Regions from separate parts of the Homo sapiens genome. Here region 2 is linked to region 1. A link is a contact called in ENCODE Hi-C or POLR2A ChIA-PET data. All regions are on one chromosome and are shown on one strand. The core of a region is the stretch at or near the end of the contact, and the rest is flanking DNA. Distances in the headings are between cores, read along the strand shown. Region 1 holds the start of C1GALT1C1L (C1GALT1 specific chaperone 1 like). Region 2 holds the start of DYNC2LI1 (dynein cytoplasmic 2 light intermediate chain 1).

What was found. A loop is a pair of places that touch in the nucleus more often than their neighbours do. ChIA-PET counts read pairs that join two places held with the same protein, here RNA polymerase II (POLR2A). Pooled maps may share reads with other maps.
Region 2: a pooled map shows a loop between it and region 1 (2.5-fold over the local background). The contact joins the promoter of DYNC2LI1 here to the promoter of C1GALT1C1L in region 1. A Hi-C loop is called at or near these places in 3 of 50 pooled maps. POLR2A ChIA-PET finds 5 or more read pairs at or near these places in 4 of 52 experiments (A549, MCF 10A, activated CD4-positive, alpha-beta T cell and 1 more).

The regions. Positions count from the first base shown.
Region 1 is chr2:43,673,510-43,679,773 of GRCh38, reverse strand. C1GALT1C1L (C1GALT1 specific chaperone 1 like) reads left to right here and starts at 3,345. Exons shown (of 1, transcript NM_001101330.3): 1 at 3,345-4,623. The coding sequence starts at 3,452. The coding sequence ends at 4,399. It overlaps PLEKHH2 (pleckstrin homology, MyTH4 and FERM domain containing H2), which reads right to left. Exons shown (of 30, transcript NM_172069.4): 3 at 849-911. RefSeq lists an enhancer at 3,110-3,404.
Region 2 is chr2:43,770,026-43,776,289 of GRCh38, reverse strand. It overlaps DYNC2LI1 (dynein cytoplasmic 2 light intermediate chain 1), which reads right to left and starts at 2,251. Exons shown (of 13, transcript NM_016008.4): 1 at 2,144-2,251. The coding sequence starts at 2,151. It overlaps LOC105374571 (a long non-coding RNA gene), which reads right to left and starts at 2,137. Exons shown (of 2, transcript XR_940033.2): 1 at 1,744-2,137; 2 at 1,298-1,417. It also overlaps the pseudogene RN7SKP66. RefSeq lists an enhancer at 2,316-2,365.

The sequences.
Region 1 (6,264 bases), core at 2,096-4,595:
TCATACCTGTAATCCCAGCACTTTAGGAGGCCAAGGTGGATGGATCACCTGAGGTCAGGAGTTTGAGGCCATCCTGGCCAACAAACCCCATCTCTACTAACAATATAAAAATTAGCCGGGTATGGTGGTGCGCACCTGTAATCCCAGTTATTCAGGAGATTGAGGCAGGAGAATCACTTGAACCCGGGAGGCGGAGGTTGCAGTAAGCCAAGATCGCGCCACTGCACTCCAGCCTGGGCCACAGAGCAAGATTCCGTCTCAAAAAAAAAAAAAAAAAAAGGGAAAAAATCATTCCTGATTCCGTAATTCAAACAATTGTAAACATTTGTTAAAATTTTGGGGTGTTTCCTCTCAGCCTTTTTTTTTAACTCTTAGGTTTGACTTTTCCTAATACAACTCTAAGCATTTTTACATATTAATGCAAATCCTTAGAAACAATTATTTTAATGGTTGTCTAATATTTCATGGAGTTGATAGAGTTTACTTTTTCATTCTTCTATAATATGGCATTCATATTATTTCCAACTCTTTATAACTACAAATAAAGCAACTATGAACATATTTATATACAAAACTTAAATATAGTTAGTATTACCATAAAAGTCATATTTGATTTTTCTCAGAAGTAAGATAAAACTTCCTTCCTAATGGAAGCCTTTTTTTCCTTTTGAAAATTTGTTAATGGACAAAATAGAGTTAGATTCTCCATTTTCTTTATGGATCAAGCTATGAACAGTCAAAAAGATAAGATGTAGAGGTGGGCTGATAATTGTCTTTCCATTATGAGCAAAACAATCTTTATGTGAGTAGTACAGGCAAAAAAAATTTAAAGTAAAATTATACTCTACCTGTTGAAAAGCTTTTTCTGCTTGACGTTCAGCATCAATAACTTGTCTCTCAAGCTGTTGCATCTGTAGAGTGAGGGAAAATATAAATACAAAAATTTATTTTTGAAAAATGAGCCTTTCTGAAAAAGGCTTTAAAAATCTCATAATTCTACCTCCACCTCCACCTCCACCTCCACCTCCACCTCCACTTCCACCTCTACCCACGGTCTCCCTCTCCCTCTCTTTCCATGGTCTCCCTCTGATGCCGAGCCGAAGCTGGACTGTACTGCTGCCATCTCGGCTCACTGCAACCTCCCTGCCTGATTCTCCTGCCTCAGCCTGCCGAGTGCCTGCGATTGCAGGCGCGCGCCGCCACGCCTGACTGGTTTTCGTATTTTTTTGGTGGAGACGGGGTTTCGCTGTGTTGGCCGGGCTGGTCTCCAGCTCCTAACCGCGAGTGATCTGCGAGCCTCGGCCTCCTGAGGTGCCGGGATTGCAGACGGAGCCTCGTTCACTCAGTGCTCAATGGTGCCCAGGCTGGAGTGCAGTGGCGTGATCTCGGCTCGCTACAACCTCCACCTCCCAGCCGCCTGCCTTGGCCGCCCAAAGTGCCGAGATTGCAGCCTCTGCCCGGCCGCCACCCCGTCTGGGAAGTGAGGAGCGTCTCTGCCTGGCCGCCCATGGTCTGGGATGTGAGGAGCCCCTCTGCCTGGCTGCCCAGTCTGGAAAGTGAGGAGCATCTCTGCCCGGCCGCCATCCCATCTAGGAAGTGAGGAGCCTCTCTGCCCGGCCACCCATCTTCTGAGATGTGGGGAGCGCCTCTGCCCCGCCGCCCGGTCTGGAATGTGAGGAGCGCCTCTGCCCGGCCGCGACCCCGTCTGGGAGGTGAGGAGCGTCTCTGCCAGGCCGCCTCGTCTGAGAAGTGAGGAGACCCTCTGCCTGGCAACCGCCCCGTCTGAGAAGTGAGGAGCCCCTCCGCCCGGCAGCCGCCCCGTCTGGGAGGGAGGTGGGGGGATCAGCCCCCCGCCCGGCCAGCCGCCCCGTCCTGGAGGGAGGTGGGGAGATCAGCCCCCCGCCCGGCCAGCCGCCCCGTCCGGGAGGGAGGTGGGGGGGGGTCAGCCCCCCGCCCAGCCAGCTGCCCGGTGCGGGAGGTGAGGGGCGCCTCTGCCCAGCCACCCCTACTGGGAAGTGAGGAGCCCCTCTGCCCGGCCACCACCCCGTCTTGGAGGTGTACCCAACAGCTCATTGAGAACGGGCCATGATGACAATGGCGGTTTTGTGGAATAGAAATGGGGGAAAGGTGGGGAAAAGATTGAGAAATCGGATGGTTGCCGTGTCTGTGTGGAAAGAAGTAGACATGGGAGACTTTTCATTTTGTTCTGTACTAAGAAAAATTCTTCTGCCTTGGGATCCTGTTGATCTGTGACCTTACCCCCAACCCTGTGCTCTCTGAAACATGTGCTGTGTCCACTCAGGGTTAAATGGATTAAGGGCGTTGCAAGATATGCTTTGTTAAACAGATGCTTGAAGGCAGCATGCTCGTTAAGAGTCATCACCACTCCGTAATCTCAAGTACCTAGGGACACAAACACTGCAGAGGGCCGAAGGGTCCTCTGCCTAGGAAAACCAGAGACCTTTGTTCACTTGTTTATCTGCTGACCTTCCCTCCACTATTGTCCTATGACCCTGCCAAATCCCCCTCTGCGAGAAACACCCAAGAATGATCAATTAAAAAAAAAAAAACTCATAAAGTCATCATCAGTTTGGATATTTTAAACTAGTTCACTGGAGATGAGTTAAATACAGTTAGCACATTAAAGGCTCTTTGCATATTTAAAAGTTGATCAAAATGCCAGAGTTTCGATACTTTTAATACAAGGACTACATATATACCTCAAGAGTATTCATCAATAGAATTTTCTTCAGTGGATTGTAGATTAAAAATTATGGATTAACATATATTAAGAACAAGAAAATAAATCTAAGAGGAAAGAAAGGCTTCAAATGTCCTATTTGACCGCTTGATCAAAAAGTCATAATGACATCAAGGAAGTGGTGTGTTCTCATGAACTCCGTGGGTGCTAGGTTTAAATAAACTCTGGGTAGTTTTACATTCTTACAGACTGATGGAGAGAGTATAGAAGAGATTCTTTGATTAAACACACAGACACACAAATACTAAAACGAATATTATAAGGAGAATTTTAAAAGCCTTAAGAAGGACCCCATGCTAATCAACATACGGGATGTGTTGTACCAGGGGCTGAATACACAAATCGTGAGGTAAAACTCAATTTTATTCTTTTTGGCTCAGTGCTGATGTCTGGCTCACTTTAGAGCCGTCTGTGACTCATCTCTGCTCATTTTCAACTTTATTGCTGGTTGGAAGGCCAGGCGTGCAGAACTCCTGGTATACCTCTCACCCGCAGCAGCCCGGACCCCACCCGCAGTGGCCGCCGCGTCCCGCTCCTGCCCCGCCCCCTTCTCTACGCCACCGAGAAGCGACCTCCCGCAGCTAGAGTGGCCCAACCGGGAGCGCAGCCGCCAGCTCCGGAAGGCGCGGGACCCCAGGACCCGGTCCCAGGCTGCCTTTGACCCTGGCACACTGTCCTAACGCCTGGAAAATGGTTTCCGCTAGTGGGACATCATTTTTTAAGGGTATGTTGCTTGGGAGCATTTCCTGGGTTTTGATAACTATGTTTGGCCAAATTCACATTCGACACAGAGGTCAAACTCAAGACCACGAGCACCATCACCTTCGTCCACCTAACAGGAACGATTTCTTAAACACTTCAAAAGTGATACTCTTGGAGCTCAGTAAAAGTATTCGTGTTTTCTGTATCATCTTTGGAGAATCCGAAGATGAGAGTTACTGGGCTGTACTGAAAGAGACCTGGACCAAACACTGTGACAAAGCAGAGCTCTACGATACTAAAAATGATAATTTGTTCAATATAGAAAGTAATGACAGGTGGGTACAGATGAGGACCGCTTACAAATACGTCTTTGAAAAGTATGGTGACAACTACAACTGGTTCTTCCTTGCACTTCCCACTACGTTTGCTGTCATTGAAAATTTAAAGTACCTTTTGTTTACAAGGGATGCATCCCAGCCCTTCTATCTGGGCCACACTGTTATATTTGGAGACCTCGAATACGTGACTGTGGAAGGAGGGATTGTCTTAAGCAGAGAGTTGATGAAAAGACTTAACAGACTTCTCGATAACTCTGAGACCTGTGCAGATCAAAGTGTGATTTGGAAGTTATCTGAAGATAAGCAGCTGGCAATATGCCTGAAATATGCAGGAGTTCATGCAGAAAATGCAGAGGATTATGAAGGAAGAGATGTATTTAATACAAAACCAATCGCACAGCTTATTGAAGAGGCATTGTCTAATAACCCTCAGCAAGTAGTAGAAGGCTGCTGTTCAGATATGGCTATTACTTTCAATGGACTGACCCCCCAAAAGATGGAAGTAATGATGTATGGCCTGTACCGGCTCAGGGCATTTGGACACTATTTCAATGACACACTCGTTTTCTTGCCTCCAGTTGGTTCAGAAAATGACTGAGGCCTGGAGAATAATAGACCTGTGCTGTCCAAGAGCACTTGAAATGTGGCTAGTCCAAATTCTGATACAGTGTAAGTGTAAAATACGTACTTCATTCAATAATTCATATATTATTAGAAAACAGTATGAAGATGTAAAACATCTCAGTAATATTTCATATTGACTCCACATTGAAATAATGTTTTGGATATTTTGCATTAAATAAAATATACTATTAAAATTAATTTCACCTGCTTTTTAATTTTATTAATGTGTCTATTAGAATATTTTAAGTTACACATGTAGCTTACATATTTCTACTGGATAATAAAGGTGTAGAACATTTGTTGCCACCATGTATGGCCACATATTTAACTGCCTGTCCACATGGCAGCATTTTTTTTTTTTTTTGAAATGGAGTCTTGCTTTGTCACCCAGGCTGGAGTGCAGTGGCACAATTTCGGCTCACTGCAACCTCCGCCTCCCGGGTTCAAGTGATTCTCCTATCTCAGCCTACTGAGTAGCTGGGACTACAGGTACACACCACCATGCCCAGCTAATTTTTTTATTTTTAGTAGAGACAGCGTTTCACCATATTGGTCAGACTGGTCTTGAACTCCTGACTTCAGGTGATCCACATGCCTCAGCCTCCCAAAGTGCTGAGATTACAGGCATGACCCACCACACGCAGCCCCATGGCAGCATTTTAAAAGGCAGTTTATTACAGGGATCTAGATTCTGGAAGAGGTTTCAAATATTTGGATATGTAAATAACTGTGCAAGTACATTCTCAGTACCTCATATTTAATTTCTGTGAAAATATTTCAAATGTTTAATGAGCAAGTAATGTGGTTTCAAAGCATTTTGTTGAATTACTTGTTTAGACTATGGCACTATATAGAAGCAGCTGGACAAGCATTAAGTCTTTTGGATGTCTCTAGAATATTCCCTAAACCAAAAACCAACTAGCAAACACATGCCAATACCACATTCTTCCACTACTGGCAATATGCTGACAATTGTCACTTCTACAATATAACTATATTCTATTTTCAGGGAAATTTGGTTTTTCTGGAGCCTTACTTAGCCTGGATTTTGAATATTGTCAGGATTGCCAGGAGAAACAGAAGAATGCACAAAATTTTGCTAGTGAAAAAAATAGTTCTCTTAAGAGAACTATGCAAATATCTTGTCTGATTTCTCCTCAAATGTATAGTTTCTAGTGATAACAGGAAGGATAAAAGTCAGCTTGCTTCACTGTTACATAACTAATACAGGTCTTTCTACATAGTAGATATTTAATATATTACAAATTATTGATGAAATGACAAAGCTCTCTGTCATGCCTAAAGTACCATGCATATATGAAGGACAGTATCATTATTTTTACCACTGCCAAATAACTTTTTTTCTGCTCCTATGGCACTGACTTCCTATCTTGTACTATCTTCCCAACTACATTGTAAAGTTGTCTTGAAGGCGCAATCAGGCTCAAAAGTTACTTGCTTTCTTAATGAAAAGGAGGTAATCCTTGAAATATGAATATAGGGAAAACTGGAAAGAATACTGAACTTAAAGGCAAGACCTAAATTGGAACTCAGATTCCAATACTAGCTATGTGATGATGGGTACATTATTTAACTTATCTGAGTCTCCTCTCCCTACCTGTAAAATGATACAACACTTATTTCACAGCATTTATAAACAGAAAAGCATCCAACATAGTATCTAATACTTAACAGGTGTTCAATGAATAGTTACATAGAAATTTTTTAAGCAGCCTATTTCTACCATATATATGTGTTATTTTTATGAATAATTTTAAGTTAGGAAACTCTACTATTTACCAATAGTTTGCCACTGGACTCTAAAATTCTTGTGTATAA
Region 2 (6,264 bases), core at 1,002-3,501, 98 kb before region 1:
ATGGGAGGCTGAGGCAGGAGGATCACTTGAGATCAGCCTAGGCAATACAGGAAGATCCCATCTCTACTACTGCTACTACTACTACTACTACTAATAAATTAGCATGGGGGAGGGATAGCATTAGGAGAAATACCTAATGTAAATGATGAATTAATGGGTGCAGCAAACCAACATGGCACATGTATACATATGTAACAAACCTGCACGTTGTGCACATGTATCCTAGAACTTAAAGTATAAAAAAAGAAGAAGAAGAAAAGAAAACAAACAAAAAAAATTGGCTGAGGCTGGGAGTGGTGGTTCACACCTGTAATCCCAGCACTTTAGGAGGCCAAGGTGGGTGGATCACTTGAGGTCAGGAGTTCAAGACCAGCCTGGCCAACATGGTAAAACCCCATCTCTACTAAAAAAAAAAAAAAAAAAAAAAAAAAAAAATTGGCCAGGTGTGGTGGCGGGTGTCTGTAACTCCAGCTACTCAGGAGGCTGAGGCATGAGAATCACCTGAACTCAGGAGGTGGATGTTGTATTGAGCCAAGATCGTGCCACTGCACTCCAGCCTGGGCAACAGAGCGAGACTCTGTCTAAAAAAAAAAAAAAGAAAATAAAAAAAGAAAAAGAAAAGAAATTAGCTGGGTGTGGTGACATGCACTCGTGGTCCCAGCTACTAGGGAGGCTGAGGCAGGAGGATTGCCTGAGCCCTGGAGGTCGAGGCTGCAGTAAGCATGTTGACATCACTGCACTCCAGCCTGGGTGACACAGCAAGACCTTGTCTCCCCCCGCCAAAAAAAAACCATAAAGAAAGAAAGAAAAAAAAACCCTAAAACCACAAACATTTTGAAAACAATCCTTTCATTGATTTCTTTACACAGATATATAACTTTACACGATAAAATCATATATATATTAATTAAAGCCTAAGTGAAAATGGAATATTAAACTAAAAACTAACCATGGGCAAGACCTGATAGGTCCTAGCCTGATTCTGCTACTTCCTATGTATGTGAACTTGGGAAAACTACCTAACCTCTTTAAATCCTTCATTCCTTTATTAATTAAACAAATATTTATTGAGCACCTAATATATGCAATCCTCTGTGCTATTCCCCAGGCTCAATTGTTTCTCTATCTCTAAAAAGCCAATAAAAAAGAGTATCAGCTTTATAGGATTGTCATAATTGTTAAAATATATATGTAGTTTAGGGCATGGCCTATACAATTACAAAAATTATTGAGGGCTTGTAATTATACTATTCAAGAACCAGGAATAAGAAAAAGGGTCAAAACAGGAGTCCTTAAATGTTTGCACTAAAATTCATGCATTTATTTCACAGGTGAGCCTTCAGAACTCAGTTTCGGGCTGTTTGCTCTTCATTTACACAACATTCTTTCAAAATATGAGGATCTGCTTTCCAAATACCTAGCAGAGAGGAAAGACGGAGGTGCTGCAGTCAGCCACGACACCTGCGGAAATCGGGAAGTATAACCATAGCTTTATAACTAACCAATTATCCCTTGATGGAAAGCTGACAATTCTCCACACTATCCCAAGGAGAGAAAAAGATTTATCCTGCTCTGTGATGCACTCCCTGACCCCTCTCCCCGACGTGCTTAAGCATAAATTGTTGAGAAAAGGTTTAGGAATATCTTGTGAACAGGTAATTAAAATGAATATCATAGAATTGAACAGCTAGAATATAGTTTACAAACCCTCTCCCGTTTCCCCCCTTAAAAGTGATGTTATACTTTCCACAGTGCCTTCCAAGTTTCCCCTCGCTTATTACTGCGAACCCCCGCACCAGGAGGGGAGGCCCCTGGGGAGAGGAGGCTTTGTGGTCTAGCTCATCGCCGAATGTCCTGCTCCGGAAGTAGTCTCTGGCCTGCAAGAAACTTTTATTCAATCATTGAATGGGTGGAGTTGCTGATCTTTCCAAATCTCTCACTTTTCTACCTAGGGAACTTTCTTTTCTTTCCTGTTTGCGGCAGAATCTTTATGCTCAAGGCTGATTCCTAGGTCCCCGACCCTGCATATCCTGGTGGCAAGTAGCCACCCCCACAATCTTCCAACAGCTGGTCCCGCCTGGGCTTCCTCTCTCCAGGAATACTCTCAGTAGCCTTTCCCACGCAAGCCGGGTTCAGGGAATACCTGGGCATCGTCGACGGCCTGGCTGCCGCAAACGTCACAGGCTCGGAGTAGTGACCAGCCTAGAATCAGGCGGCGAGCTCCGCAAGGAGTCTGGGAGTGAGGCCTTCTGGGTTGCCATGGGAGCGACGTCGCGGCCGCGGTTGCGTGGGGAGACGGGCATCATGGGAAATGTAGTTTTCAGGAGTCCTTTTACATCTCATTCTCGGCCTCAAGCCTTAGGATTGCTTTTAGATCCCAAGTTAGTAACTCCTTGTTACCTCCTAGAACGAGATGATAAGGGGTTACAAACCTGGGATCTAAAAGCAATTTTCTTTTATTTTAAAATTTTTTTACTGGGTGTCAACTATATGCCAAGGGTCTCTGCTCTCTCTCTCTCTCATCTTTCACTTTTTTCTTCCCAATCGCCATGATTTAGGAATAGAGGGTGTAACAATCTCTTGAGCTGTTTTCTGCTAATTTACTAGAAGCAAGGAATATTCGGACTTTAAAATTTAAAATAAGGCACGTAATTTTAATATTTTCCAACTTTCTAGATGTTTAGTTGTTTCAAGTTTTATTCAATAGCACATTGTGTATTTATTAATAAATTAATGAAGCAAGTGCATCTCCTACATACTTCATTTACTTTGTGAATGTAGATTATTTTCTTTTGGAACTTTGTGGTCTCTTTATAGATCTGCAGGAGTGTCCAAATAAATAACGAGCATTGAAATAAATAACAATCATTGAATATGCAAGGCCCTATGCTACACAGAATAAGGAATAAAGAGATGAGTAAGAAAAGATCGCTGCCCTTAAGAAAGACACACACTCAGCTAATTATAAGCACCTAAGGAAGTGAGTGATCTAAACTATTGTATAGAGGTACAAAAATTGCATGAGGGCAAGTGACCAATTATGCCTGAAGGAGATGGTGAAACCATGGCACTGATAGTATTTGGTCTGTATTGAATGCTGAGTAGACTCAGGCTTTCTAGCCTAAGATGCCCTGAATATTTGAAGGAGATACCCTCCCTCCAGTCCTCTACTATTCGGCTTGATTTCTATGGTGCGATGTTCAAGTACATGGGCTTTGGCGTGAGATGGACCTAGGTTCAAGTTCTGACTTGGCCACGCTGGCTAAGTTGTCACATTGCCACATCGGGTAAATCACTGAATTTCTGATCCTGTAAAGCGGGAAAGATTGTGAATCTTAAATGAGATAAATGTAGGTAAAACATAACTTACGTGGGTGTCTGACACATTATAACTGCTTAATGCTTGTTATTATTGTGTGATAAGCTGCTGGTCAGCAACTTCGAACAAAGAAACACAAGGAACACATTCCTGGAAACAAGGCTGATGGTTGATAAAAGGGTGTTTATTTCAAATAAAGTCATTGGGAACAAAATCCTCCCAACACCTAGGTATATTTTGGAGACGTAAAGAACACTAAGCTGCACATAGGAAGGGAATTAATGGGAGTAGAGCTCACCGAAGAAAGGATGATTTTTCAAAGGAGGCTTATACATCTGTCATTGAATCAACAGCTATAGCCTGGTGCTAAGCCAGACTTTAAGCTCACAAACTGATATGGGACAGATTGTAATGAATTGTAATGATTTGGGTTCTAGAACTTCAGAATACTTTTGCATGCTAGTTAGGAAGGCCTGTTGATATTGATAGCAATAACGACAGCTAACATTTTTGCCAAGTGCTTGCTATGTACTGGGCACAATACTCAGTACGAGTACTTCAAAAGTACACTTGTTTGAATAACGGGGAGAGGTGTTTGAAGGAGGGAGCTTGGTAACCAGGAAAGTGAAGGTGATCCGGCTGGGCCCTGATCAGCAGCATTGATTCAGGGTTGATTCAGTTGATCTGACTGAGCAGGTGAGTTCCCCTTTCTTCCCTCATTCCTCTTGAGGCCTTCATACTTGGGCAAAGAAAGTGACTTTCCTGGGTAGATGAAGATTGTTCTTAAGGTAAGAATGGAAGGAGAAGGAGACAATTTTATGCTGCTTTCTGGATGGAATGAGCAACAGTGCAGAAGGGTAAAGGCGTGTGCAGGATGTATTTGGGAAACTGAATAGTTTGGGTTGCGATCATATAAAGTGCCTGGTGGAGCTACAGTGGAAGAGCAAACTGGGCAGGTAGATGGGGCTACTGTGAAGGATGCTGTAGTCTAGACTTTACTGTGTTGGTTATGAGAAACCAAATAGGGTTTAAAAATAGGAGTGTGCCATGATTAGACATGAATTTCAGTGAGATAATTTTTTGCAGTTGTGTGAAGGGTGGTTTGGCATCTAGAAGACCATGCGGAGGCTATTAACAATAGCTAGGAAAGTGACAGGCAGAGTTTTAAAATTTTTTCCCTTGTTTTCAAAGTTATATAAGCTAATTGTAGGGGAAAAAACGTATGCACAGAAAATTAAGAGGGTAAAATAAGCATAAGCCAGAAGTAGTAACTATTAGGTATTTTGGAAATACATTTGATATGTTTCATTCTAATCTTTTTTCTTACAAAGTTGAGATTAATTGTAAAGTTAATTAATGTCCTGATTTTAACATGTATTTCCCCATATCAAATTTTAAAAATGCACCATATCAAATTTTAAAACTGCATCATAAACATAACTTTGATGGTTGCAGAATATTTCACTGCATAGATTTTTCGTAATGTACTTAAGCATTCTCCTAATGTTGAGTACATTTGGGGTGGTTCAGAGTGAACACCTAACATGAGCTGGGTTAATCACAGTCCTTCCCTGAAATTTTTCAAACTAGAATTGGGAAAAGTAAGTCACTCTACCTCTAGAGGAAATTAGCATATTTTATGCTAAATGAATTATTTTGTAGTTAGTGAGCACACATCAGACACACATCAATATGAAGGGAAAGTGCTGGCATATGTCTCATGGTTCTAATTGTCCCTAAGGCTTGCCTGTGTCCTCACCTTTCTTATGGCTTGGTTGTTCAGCTTGCTCTTTGATTATATGAGACATCCTAATATCCTTGTAATACAATTTCTCATTTTTGTCTAAGCTAGTTCAAGTTGAATTTTGGAATTTACAGCAAAAAGAGTTCTATCTAATACAATTACTAGACAGTAGAAAGTAAGACGTTGGTAAAAGGGAGAAAAGTCAATGTTTCCTTCTTGATGGATGAACTGGTGATCCTCTTAACCAATTTTAAGGGGCACAGAGCAGGAGAAGCAGGTTTAGAGGACATGGTGAGTTTGAGATATCGTCCAGCAGACAGTTGGACCATTTGGGGTCTGCTGGACTTGGCAGTTAAGTGGTCAGTGATAACCTCATGTGAAGATGTTTCGATAGAATAGTCAGTACATGAAAGCAGTGTTGATGATACCCTATCCCTGAGTGGAACATCTTATAATCTGTACATGATCCAAAACCCAAGAACTCTCCACAAGCTTTCCTAAGGTTACACTTTCTGTAAACTTTTCTCTCATAAAAGGCAACTCTTATTGGGTTTGATAGCATTTTCCAGAAACTCAAGAAGTTAATAACATCTAAGCCATTTCCTCTGGTATCACCCAATATTCAGTTCCTAGGAGCTCCTGGGAATTCATTAGAGCCACATAGTGAGAGAGGGAATTAGCCTTCTTTTGCCACTGCCACTGCTAAAGAAGAGTTGTTTGATTTTCATAAAACCACAGTATAACCTAGCAGCACGTTCAGAAAGAGCGGCCCTTCCCCTCCCACCCCCACTCTGTTTATTAGAAAATTATGTTGGCAGGCCGGGCACGGTGGCTAACGCCTGTAATCCCAGCACTTTGGGAGGACAAGGCGGGCAGATCATCTGAGATCAGGAGTTCAAGACCAGCCTGACCAACATGGTGAAACCCCGTCTCTACTAAAAATACAAAAAATTAGCCGGGCGTGGTGGCAGGCGCCTGTAGTCCCAGCTACTGCAGAGGCTGAGGCGGGAGAATGGCGTGAACCCGGGAGGCGGAGCTTACATGAGCCGAGATGGCGCCACTGCACTCCAGTGTGGGCGACAGAGCGAGACTCCTCTCAAAAGAAAAAAAAAAAAATTAGCTGAGCATGGTGGCAGGTGCCTGTAATCTCAGCTACTCAGGAGGCTGAGGAAGGAGAACTGCTTGAACCCGGGAGGCAGAG